Linked DNA regions of Homo sapiens: all the other regions are linked to region 1. The links are chromatin contacts, found by Hi-C or POLR2A ChIA-PET in ENCODE. All regions are on one chromosome and are shown on one strand. Each heading gives the region's core, a stretch centred on a gene start or an enhancer-like site at or near the end of the contact. The rest is flanking DNA. Distances are from core to core; before and after follow the strand shown. Region 1 overlaps WWP2 (WW domain containing E3 ubiquitin protein ligase 2). Region 2 holds the start of NQO1-AS1 (NQO1 antisense RNA 1). Region 3 holds the start of NQO1 (NAD(P)H quinone dehydrogenase 1).

Region 1 (3,713 bases), core at 797-3,296:
CTCCTGACCTCAGGTGATCTGCCCACCTCAGCCTCCCAAAGTGCTGGGATTACAGGCATGAGCCACCGCGCCTGGCTGCTTCTACTTTTATTTATGTTTGAAATTTTCCATAGTAAAAAGTTTAAAAAGTATTTTCCAGGCAGGGTGTGGTGGCTCACGTCTGTAATCCCAACACTTGGAGAGGCCAAGGTGAGAAAATCCCTTGAGCCCAGTTTGAGACCAGCCTGGGCAACATAGGGAGATCCTGTGTCTACAAAAAATGTAAAAACTTAGACAGGTGTAGTGGCATGCACCTGTGGTCCCATCTACTTGGGAGGCTGAGGTGGGAGGATCACTTGAGCCCAGGAGGTCAAGGCTGCAGTGAGCTGTGATCGCACCACTACACCTCAGCCTGGGCAACAGAACAAAACCCTGTATCCAAAAAAAAAAACCAAAAAAAAAAAACCCACTTCTGCTATATCATATCGTCTTTACAATAAATAATATTAGCTTTCAAAATAAAAAATAATGTGCTCATCAAAAAAATTCAAATACAGAAAGGTAAACTATGACACCTACTCCACAAATGCACACATTCCAAAGCCTTTCCCATGGTATCGCCACTTTAGTTTTTTGGTTTTTGGGGTTTTTTTTTTTTGGAGATGGAATCTCGCTCTGTTGCCCAGGCTGGAGTGCAGTGGCACCATCTCAACTCACTGCAACCTCTGCCTCCTGGGTTCAAGGGATTCTCCTGCCTCAGCCTCCTGAGTAGCTGGGACTACAGGTGCCTGCCACCATGCCCAGCTAATTTTGTATTTTTAGTAGAGACGGGGTTTCACCATGTTGGTCAGGCTGGTCTCGAACTCCTAGCCTCAAGTGATCCGCCCACCTCAGCCTCCCAAAGTGCTGGGATTACAGGTGTGAGCCACTGCACCCAGCCAGTATCGCCCACTTTGAAAAACTTTGTATGAAGTCATTGCAAACACAAGCACAAATATACACATAAAAGCTACAGATGCAAGGCCGAGCACAGTGGCTCATGCCTGTAATCCCAGAGCCTGAGGTGGGTGGATCACCTGAGCTCAGGAGTTCGAGACCAGCCTGGCCAACAAAGTGAAACCCCATCTCTACCAAAAATACAAAAATTAGTCAGGCATGGTTGTGCATGCCTGTAATCCCAGCTCCTTGGGAGGCTGAGGCAGGAGAATCACTTGAACCCGGGAGGTGGAGGCTGCAGTGAGCCAAGATCACACCACTGTACTGCAGTCTGGGTGACAGAGTAAAACTCTGTCTCAAAAAAAAAAAAAAAAAAAAAGCCACAGGTGCAAAGTTGAGGTCATTCTAGGCCCAAAGCTCTGCCCTTTGATTTTTCACTTGTAATCTATGAATCTTTTCAAATATATACAGATGCACTCTATCCACTCAAGAGGGTTTGGGGATTCCTCCCTCCAAGAGAATGAATTCATGCAATACATGTGTTATAAACATTAATTAATTGAGGGAGAGAGGAAAAGGGCAAGAGGAAGGAAAAAAGGAAGGAACAAAGGGAAGGGGGAGGGAGGGGGAGGGGGGAAGGGAGGGAGGGAGGGATATTATTTTCTGAGAAGTGTGTGCCTTACTGTCCTGGATGTAATAAACAGCACTCCCAGGCCAGGCCAGGCACTGAAGTCAGAGTCCCACTCTGTACCTAATAGTGGCACTAACTGCCCACTTATGTGACTGTGACACTCTTACTCTGGTCCAGGATTACCTTCCCTTTTGACGGACCACTCTCCCACAAAGAATAAGCCTCCTACACTAAGAAAAATACTCCAAGAATCCTGGTAGTCTGAAGGAAGAGGGAAAATTAAACACTGCAATGAGATAAATGAGGTCTGATGTTAACATGGCTATTCCGGCAGCCACAGCACCTCCCCTGGGAGAACCTGGGAGGCTGGAATGGACGGTCAGGCGGAAGCCGCCCGAATGACTGGTGCGGAGCAGAGGCCCAAACACCAGATGAAGTGTTTCAGTTTTGTTTTTGGCAAGGGGAAGGAAACAGCTCACATTCAGGCAACAATCTCATTTTCCTGTCACCAGGTCAAGGCCACCATTCCCGGCCTGCAGCAGGTGTTCATTTAGGGCCTGAATGCTACACGGCTGATGAGAAACAGCACAGGCCCTTGGAGAAGATGGCCCAACGCCCCTGTGCCACAGGCTCAAGAGGAATGGAAGAAGTTTCTAGAACTGTACAAATATAACCCTACACTAATGGTAACCTGATTTCGCAGAAAAGTTTCTTCTGAAGACAAGGTGATGTTTTAACAAAAATTTTTGGCTGGGCACGGTGGCTCAAGCCTGTAATCCCAGCACTTTGGGAGGCTGGGGCAGGCAGATCACTTGAGGTCAGGAGTTCGAGGCCAGCAGGGCCAACATGGCAAAACCCCTTTTCTACTAAAAATATAAAAATTAGCTAGGTGTGGTGGTACACACCTGTAATCCCAGCTACTTGGGAGGCTGAGGCAGGAGAATCGCTTGAACCCAGGAGCACAGGCTGCAGTGAACAAGACCGCACCACTGCACTCCAGCCTGGGCAAGAAAGCAAGGCTCCACCTCAAAAAAAAAAAACACAAGAAAAAGAGAAAATTTAAATCAAAAAATTTGTAAATACAAATAAATAAATAAAAGAAGAGAAGTTTCCCAGTCTTTCTCCAGGGACTCAACCTCTAGACCTGCACTGTCCAATATGGGGGCCACAGCTACCTGCAGCCATACTTAGAAGGTGGCTGGTATGGATTAAGATGTGCTGTGTGTCAGAAAGACACACCTGAGGCCAAAAAGTATGTAAAATATCTCATTAGTACTTTTCTTTATACTGATTACATGTTAAAATAGCATTTCAGATATGTGGAAATAAGCTACATTATTAAAATTAATTTCACCTGTGTTTTTGTTTTTACTTTTTTCTTTTTTGAGACACAGTCTCGCTCTGTTGCGCAGGCTGGAGTGCAGTGGCGCGATCTTGGCTCACTGCAATCTCTGCCTCCTGGGTTCAAGTGATTCTCCTGCCTTAGCCTCCCAAGTAGCTGAGATTACGTGCCACCATGCCTGGCTAATTTTTGTACTTTTAGTAAAGATGGAGCTTTGTCATGTTGGCCAGGCTGGTCTTGAATTCCTGGCCTCAAATGATCCACTGGCCTCAGCCTCCCAAAGTGCTGGGATTGCAGGCGTGAGCCACGGTGCCTGGCCTATGTTTTGACTTATTTTTAATATGGCTAGTAGCAAATTCTAAATTATACACACACCTCAAATTCTGTTTCTATTGGACAGCACTGATCTAGCACCTGCCTCCTCCCTGCCGTTGGCCTCCTGTGTGACTTGACAGCAACCAGCTTGTTCCTGCCTCAAAGCTTCCCACATGCTGTTCCCTCCACCTAAAATGATTTTCTCTTGTTCCTCTAGACGATTCCTTTTTCTCTTTCTGGTGTCCAGGTGTCACTTCCTCCAGGAAGCCTTCCTTGATAAACACACATGCATGAACACACACACACAAACACACACACACACACACCCCACCCAGGCCAGGCAAAGTCTCCCATGATGCATTCCCAGATCATCCTGTACTTTGCTCCATCGCATCTGTCACAACTGGAATAGTTTGCACCATTTGTTCGACTTTCTGTTTTCCTCTCTAGAGTCTAAATTCCAGGAGGACAGGGATGCTGTCTGCTGTTCACCACTTCAGCGCCAGCCTC
Region 2 (3,713 bases), core at 710-3,209, 110 kb after region 1:
AAGATACAAAAATTATCTGGGCATGGTGGCGCATGCCTGTAATCCCAGCTACTCGGGAGGCTGAGGCAGGAGAACCGCTTGAACCCAGGAAGTGGAAGCCGCAATGAGCCGAGATCGTGCCATGGCACTCCAGCCTGGACGACCGAGCGAGACTCTGCCTCAAAAAAAAAAAAAAAAAGAAAAAGAAAAAAAGGACTCATCTAGTTATATGGAGAGGCAGAGAAATGCACCCACGCAGGTCTTGGTGAGTCACCTGCCAAGAAACTGAGACTCCCTAAAGTAACAGAACTTCCAGCCTTCTTGGCAAAGGATCCAGGTTGGCACAGTTTCAAGGTTTATGCATTTAAAGAAGAACACACCTGAGAAGGCTAAAATTGGTAACGGCTAGGTAGAGGGTAAGAGAGAGACGCTAGCTCTGAACTGATTCTCTAGTGTGCCTGAGGCCTCCTTATCAGAGTGTCTTACTGAGAAGCCCAGACCAACTTCTGTTGTTTATAGTACAACTGCATGGAATTGGTTGACTTACCTCTCTGTGCTTTCTGTATCCTCAGAGTGGCATTCTGCATTTCTGTGGCTTCCAAGTCTTAGAACCTCAACTGACATATAGCATTGGGCACACTCCAGCAGACGCCCGAATTCAAATCCTGGAAGGATGGAAGAAACGCCTGGAGAATATTTGGGATGAGACACCACTGTATTTTGCTCCAAGCAGCCTCTTTGACCTAAACTTCCAGGCAGGATTCTTAATGAAAAAAGAGGTACAGGATGAGGAGAAAAACAAGAAATTTGGCCTTTCTGTGGGCCATCACTTGGGCAAGTCCATCCCAACTGACAACCAGATCAAAGCTAGAAAATGAGATTCCTTAGCCTGGATTTCCTTCTAACATGTTATCAAATCTGGGTATCTTTCCAGGCTTCCCTGACTTGCTTTAGTTTTTAAGATTTGTGTTTTTCTTTTTCCACAAGGAATAAATGAGAGGGAATCGACTGTATTCGTGCATTTTTGGATCATTTTTAACTGATTCTTATGATTACTATCATGGCATATAACCAAAATCCGACTGGGCTCAAGAGGCCACTTAGGGAAAGATGTAGAAAGATGCTAGAAAAATGTTCTTTAAAGGCATCTACACAATTTAATTCCTCTTTTTAGGGCTAAAGTTTTAGGGTACAGTTTGGCTAGGTATCATTCAACTCTCCAATGTTCTATTAATCACCTCTCTGTAGTTTATGGCAGAAGGGAATTGCTCAGAGAAGGAAAAGACTGAATCTACCTGCCCTAAGGGACTTAACTTGTTTGGTAGTTAGCCATCTAATGCTTGTTTATGATATTTCTTGCTTTCAATTACAAAGCAGTTACTAATATGCCTAGCACAAGTACCACTCTTGGTCAGCTTTTGTTGTTTATATACAGTACACAGATACCTTGAAAGGAAGAGCTAATAAATCTCTTCTTTGCTGCAGTCATCTACTTTTTTTTTAATTAAAAAAAATTTTTTTTTGAAGCAGTCTTGCTCTGTTACCCAGGCTGGAGTGCAGTGGTGTGATCTCGGCTCACTGCAACCTCTGCCTCCCAGGTTCCAGCAATTCTCCTGCCTCAGCCTCCCTAGTAGCTGGGATGACAGGCGCCTGCCATCATGCCTGACTAATTTTTGTATTTTTAGTAGAGACGGCGTTTCACCATGTTGGCCAGGCTGGTCTCAAACTCCTGACCTCAGGTGATCCGCCTACCTCAGCCTCCCAAAGTGCTGGGATTACAGGCGTGATCCACCACACCTGGCCCTTGCAATCTTCTACTTTAAGGTTTGCAGAGATAAACCAATAAATCCACACCGTACATCTGCAATATGAATTCAAGAAAGGAAATAGTACCTTCAATACTTAAAAATAGTCTTCCACAAAAAATACTTTATTTCTGATCTATACAAATTTTCAGAAGGTTATTTTCTTTATCATTGCTAAACTGATGACTTACTATGGGATGGGGTCCAGTCCCATGACCTTGGGGTACAATTGTAAACCTAGAGTTTTATCAACTTTGGTGAACAGTTTTGGCATAATAGTCAATTTCTACTTCTGGAAGTCATCTCATTCCACTGTTGGTATTATATAATTCAAGGAGAATATGATAAAACACTGCCCTCTTGTGGTGCATTGAAAGAAGAGATGAGAAATGATGAAAAGGTTGCCTGAAAAATGGGAGACAGCCTCTTACTTGCCAAGAAAATGAAGGGATTGGACCGAGCTGGAAAACCTCCTTTACCAGATGCTGACTGGCACTGGTGGTTTTTGCTCTCGACAGTATCCACAATAGCTGACGGCTGGGTGTTTCAGTTTGAAAATATTTTGTTGCCTTCATCTTCACTGCAATTTTGTGTAAATTTCTCAAAGATCTGAATTAAATAAATAAAATTCATTTCTACAGACCCACACTCATTGGTATCAGTGAAGCTAATGATAGTGGAATCTAGTGGGAGGCAGATCAGAGGATTCAATCACAAACTGCAGCTGGAAGCCCCTTGGTGACTGGCTTGACAACTCACCCAGCAGGGCTGCTTCCTACTAAATGGTAATAGAACAACCTATTCAGTCCTCTCAGGGAATTCAAAGGAAAGAGAGTGGTATAGAAATCAAGAAAAACAGGCTGCGTGCAATGGCTCACGCCTGTAGTAATCCCAGCATTTTGGGAGGCAAAGGCGGGTGGATCACCTGAGGTCAGGAAACCCAGTCTCTACTAAAAACTTAAAAAATTAGCTGGGCGTGGTGGTGCGGGCCTGTAATCCCAGCTACTCAGGAGGCTGAGGCAGGAGAATTGCTTGAACCCGGGAGGCGGAGGTTTCAGTGAGCCAAGATCGTGCCACTGCACTCCAGCCTGGGTGATAAGAGCGAGACTCTGTCTCCAAAAAAATAAGAGACATCTATTAAGACTGCCAGGTGAGGCTGACAAGTAGGCAGTTGGATAGGAGAAACCTGGAGTTAAGGCAGAAGTTATGGCTGGAGATGCACATTTGGGAATCTTCAACATATAGATGGTGTTTAAAGCAATGAGATTGGCTGGGATCAATCTCTTTGAGTTTTGAGAGAAGAGATTTGATGATTTACCTCTGGGGCTCGACAATGTTAGGAGATGAAGATGAGAGTGAAAAGCAGTGGTCAGATCCTTTTGTAGTTCCTAAGTGTGTTGATTGGGTGTTCACGTGCATGTGTGAGATGTGGCACCCTTGAATCTTGTTATGACATCAGTACATTTCCCGTCTGACATGAAAAAAAAAAACAAAACTGGTGTTCAGAGATGCAGGAGAGCTGAGTGTGGTGTCCCGAAAGCCAAGCGAAGAAAGTGTTTGAAGATGGCCGGGCGCAGTGGCTAACACCTGTAATCCCAGCATTTTGGGAGGCTGAAGAGGGTGGATCACCTGAGGTCAGGAGCTCGAGATCAGCCTGGCTAACATGGTGAAACCCTGTTTCTACTAAAAATACAAAAAATTAGCTGGGCATGGTGGTGCGTGCTTGTAATCCCAGCTACTAGAGAGGTTGAAGCAGGAGAATTGCTTGAACCCAAGAGGTGGAGGTTGCAGTGAGCTGAGATCACACCATTGCACTACAGCTTGGGCAACAAGAGTGAAACTCTGTCTTGAAGGAAAAAAAAAGTGTTTGAAGGAGGGAATGATCAGGTGTGTCAAATACTGCTGACAAGCCAAGCAAGACGAGGCCTG
Region 3 (3,713 bases), core at 693-3,192, 97 kb after region 1:
CATGGTGAAACTCATCTCTACGAATAATACAAAAAGTGGCTGACTGTGGTGGTGCATGCCCGTAGTCCTAGCTACTCAGGAAGCTGAGGCACAAGAATTGCTTAAACCCAGGAGATGGAGATTGCAGTGAGCCAAGATCCTGCCACTGCACTCCAGCCTGGGCGACACAGTGAAACCCCGCCTCAAAAAATAAATTTTTAAAAAATTAATTTAATTACAATTAAAACTTCACTTCCTCAGTCCACTGGCCACTTTTTTTTTTTTAATTTCCATTTTTTTTCTTTTATTGAGTCCACCACTGCGGCCTTGAATTCCTGGGCTCAAGCGATCTTTTTGCCTCAGATCCTGAGTAGCTGGGACACAGGCGCCTGCCACCACGCCTGGCTGCTGGCCACATTTCCAGTGCTCAATAGCTACTTGAAGCTTGTGGCTACCTTACTTGGGCAGCACAGATAGGGAAAGTTCTATTGGACAGGGCTGCCTACCTAGCCCTTTTTTAAAACGTCCTTTTATACTATTTTGTCAGATGGGGTCTCACTTTGTTGCTCAGGCTTTTCTCAAACTCTTGGGCTCAAGTGATCCTCCTGCCTCAGCCTCCCAAAGTAATTTGTAAATACGTGTAAATAATATAGTCCTCTCTTGTTGCATCAAAATGAATGCAAAAATGTCACGATGGGGCCGGGCGCGGTGGCTCATGCCTGTAATCCCAGCACTTCGGGAGGCCGAGGCGGTAGGATCACCTGAGGTCGGGAGTTGGAAACCAGTTTTCTGGTGCCTCCTTAACTTTTGCACTGGAGGGACAACGGAAGGGCCCTGTGTCATCCTCACCTCCCCCATCTGTGATTCTTCTGATGGTTAATTACCACTTTAAAGCTCTAGTTCTTTTTCCTTCACCTACTGAGAGTATATCTCCTTCTTTACAGTAACTTTTACTTTATAGAGTTTTTTTTGAGACGGAGTCTCACTTCGTCACCCAGGCGGGAGTGCAGTGGCACGATCTCGACCCACTGCAACCTCCGCCTTCCGGGTTCAAGCGATTCTCCTGCCTCAGCCTCCCGAGTAGCTGGGACTTACAGGCGCCCGCCATCACGCCCAGCTAATTTTTCAGTACAGACGGGGCTTCACCAGGTTGGCCAGGCTGGTCTCGAACTCCTGACCTCAGGTGATCCACCCACCTCGGCCTCCCATATTGCTGGGATTACAGGCGTGAGCCACCGCGCCTGGTCCCGTTTTGGCTATTCTTTAATATGCTTCCCTATAACTGCTATCTCCACACCAGCCTTGCCTTAGCTCATGGGAAACAAAACCAATTAGTTCCCCCATTACCTGCCTTGAGGAGCAGGGGTGGTGCAGTGGCATGCACCCAGGGAAGTGTGTTGTATGGGCCCCCAAGTGCAGAATCTGAATCTTGCAAAGGAAGAAACAAATTCGTCTCCACGGAGCATGTCTCCCCAGGACTCTCAGCCTTCCAAATCCGCAGTCACAGTGACTCAGCAGAATCTGAGCCTAGGGCACCACAGTAATCCGCATCCGGCTCTTTTTCTGCTCCATTTCGTGCCAAGGCTAAAAGGGCATGCCCACTTGATCCCTGGACTCTCTTGGGACGACTTCCACCCTGCATCCTCTTGCACCTCAGGGCACAGTGCGCAGATGGGCTTGCCTTAGCACCCCCAGCCAGATTTTTGAGGCCTCTGTCACACACACCCCTACAATCCCCTCCCCCAGCCCCGAGAGACTTTTCTTGACTTCCACCAGTTGCTCCGGCGGGTGAGAGTGGAGAGGCCCCTCCTTCATCCCCCAGGCTCCCTCCCTTCCTGGAGCTGCAGCCTCAGCATCCTCCGCCCAGCACCCCAGGATTCAGGCGTTGGGTCCCGCCCTTGTAGGCTGTCCACCTCAAACGGGCCGGACAGGATATATAAGAGAGAATGCACCGTGCACTACACACGCGACTCCCACAAGGTTGCAGCCGGAGCCGCCCAGCTCACCGAGAGCCTAGTTCCGGCCAGGGTCGCCCCGGCAACCACGAGCCCAGCCAATCAGCGCCCCGGACTGCACCAGAGCCATGGTCGGTGAGTGCTGCAAAGGGCGGGGTGCTTGGCGGTCGTCTCTCGAGCACTGGTGCCTGTGGAGGAGGTTGTAGGGGCTTGGCCCTGAATTTTGTTCCTTGACTCAAAACCCACAAAGGGAAGAGATTAGGGACCTGGGATGAGCCTTGATCGGACTCCGGGAGAAGGAGAGCTTCTGTTTGTATCCGGTGTCGCGGATCCTTCCTCACTCCACCCCACGAACTCTAGTGGGCATTTAGGAGAAACTTGACCTTGGAAGCAGAAATTCCCTCCAAAACTGTGGTCAGAAACTGGCCGTCAGAGGCCAAATCAGGCTTACGGTCACAGCCCATACCTCTTTTGGTCTATAGTATCTAAAACACTTTGAAATAAGTTGCTAACATTAAAATGGGTGATTTCACTTAAAAATGTGGATTCCGAGCTTCTGAAGAAAATGAGAATATCTGGCGATTGGTGGACAGGAGTGGAGGAAACTGATGCCTTTGGTTTGACGGAGACCAGAACCGGCTCCAGGCTGCCAGGCACAGGTTTTGTTTTGTTTTGTTTTGTTTTGTTTTGTTTGAGACGGAGTTTTGCTCTTGTCGCCCAGGCTGTAGTGCAATGGCGCTATCTCAGCTCAGCGAAACTTCCGCCTCCCGGGTTCAAGCGATTCTCCCATCTCAGCCTCCCGAGTAGCTGGGATTACAGGAGTGCGCCATCATGCGCGGCTAATTTTTATATTTTTAGTACAGACGGGTTTCGCCAAGTTGGCCAGCGCGGTCTTGAACTCCTGACCTCAGGTGATCCACCCACCTCAGCCTCCCCAAGTGCTGAGATTACTGACGTGAGCCACCGTGCCTGGCCTTGGGAGGCATTTTCCATTGAGGCCCTTGGATTAGGCAAACCTGATCAGATCGTACTGGATCCGTTTCTAGTATTGGGTCCACTTCAGTGATAGAGCCTTCCCACTCGGCCATCGACCCTAGGGGAACTCAGAGGTCACCCCAGCTCCACCCAAGGCATAAATAACCAGCTGAGACAACTGCAGGGATTGAGAGCTGTTTCCCAAATAATCTCACTCTGAGATTGGACAGTACTAAGATTTAGAAAGCTGTTGCCTCATCTGGGGCAGAATCCTGTGTTTTGTAATTTCCTTCCCTGTGGACCTGGTCCTGCCTCTAAAAATGCGCCTGTACACAAAGAAGCCCATCTTGGTCAAAGTGAGTGGAGGAACAGACTGCCCTTGCAGTTGACAAACTGAAATTATCAGGATCTCTGAGAAAGGGACTAAGCTGGGGATTGGTAGCCCAGCATGAGTTACTGGCAGAGACAGCAGGGAATAGATTCTGACAGCTGAGAGGCTTGCCGCATACACGGTGGTTGCTGTTTCCCTTGTATTTCATTCTTCAGCGTCGAGGCACTGGCACCCTCTCCTCCAATACTAGGGCAGGAACTATTTCCTGACTTTTCAATCTTACAGAATGTTCTGTATTTACGTGTAGCTTAAACACAAAAAAGGGCGGTGGTAATGAGGTGAAAAGGGAAGACTTGGATCTTGTATAATTAGTTTTAGCTGTACCCAGCTAACCAAATCTTGAGGTTAACTAAAGCATCCAGGTTTTTTGTTTGCAACTAATAGATGCATCTGATTTGCACTCATGTTCCCTG

The links. Hi-C counts contacts between places; a loop is a spot of excess contacts on that map. ChIA-PET counts read pairs that join two places held with the same protein, here RNA polymerase II (POLR2A). Pooled maps may share reads with other maps.
Region 2: a loop to region 1 is called in a pooled map, with 2.7 times the contacts of the local background. The contact joins the promoter of NQO1-AS1 here to the enhancer-like site in region 1. A Hi-C loop is called at or near these places in 2 of 50 pooled maps. POLR2A ChIA-PET finds 5 or more read pairs at or near these places in 2 of 52 experiments (HEK293T and activated naive CD4-positive, alpha-beta T cell).
Region 3: a loop to region 1 is called in a map with no recorded cell type, with 4 times the contacts of the local background. The contact joins the promoter of NQO1 here to the enhancer-like site in region 1. A Hi-C loop is called at or near these places in 1 of 37 single-sample maps with no recorded cell type and 3 of 50 pooled maps. POLR2A ChIA-PET finds 5 or more read pairs at or near these places in 5 of 52 experiments (A673, GM10248, GM12878 and 2 more).

Annotation. Positions count from the first base shown.
Region 1 is chr16:69,822,349-69,826,061 of GRCh38, reverse strand. All of the region lies in intron 4 of WWP2 (WW domain containing E3 ubiquitin protein ligase 2), which reads right to left. Among named protein-coding and RNA genes, the nearest start is that of WWP2, 62 kb to the right of the region's middle. RefSeq lists enhancers at 1,692-1,761, 1,772-1,871. Within about 2 kb of position 2,046, at least 20 of the 41 ENCODE cell types and tissues checked have a DNase peak (open chromatin) inside an H3K27ac peak, as active enhancers do; they include GM12878, where a contact is called at or near this core.
Region 2 is chr16:69,708,120-69,711,832 of GRCh38, reverse strand. NQO1-AS1 (NQO1 antisense RNA 1) reads right to left here and starts at 1,959. Exons shown (of 2, transcript NR_198990.1): 1 at 1,732-1,959; 2 at 1,250-1,596. NQO1 (NAD(P)H quinone dehydrogenase 1) reads left to right here. Exons shown (of 6, transcript NM_000903.3): 6 at 552-2,432. The coding sequence ends at 857. It overlaps SNORD13H (small nucleolar RNA, C/D box 13H), which reads left to right and starts at 3,158; the gene lies at 3,158-3,261.
Region 3 is chr16:69,724,789-69,728,501 of GRCh38, reverse strand. It overlaps NQO1 (NAD(P)H quinone dehydrogenase 1), which reads left to right and starts at 1,942. Exons shown (of 6, transcript NM_000903.3): 1 at 1,942-2,069. The coding sequence starts at 2,063. NQO1-DT (NQO1 divergent transcript) reads right to left here and starts at 1,775. Exons shown (of 2, transcript NR_186363.1): 1 at 1,327-1,775. RefSeq lists enhancers at 473-1,466, 1,675-1,934, 1,181-2,380, 1,467-2,459.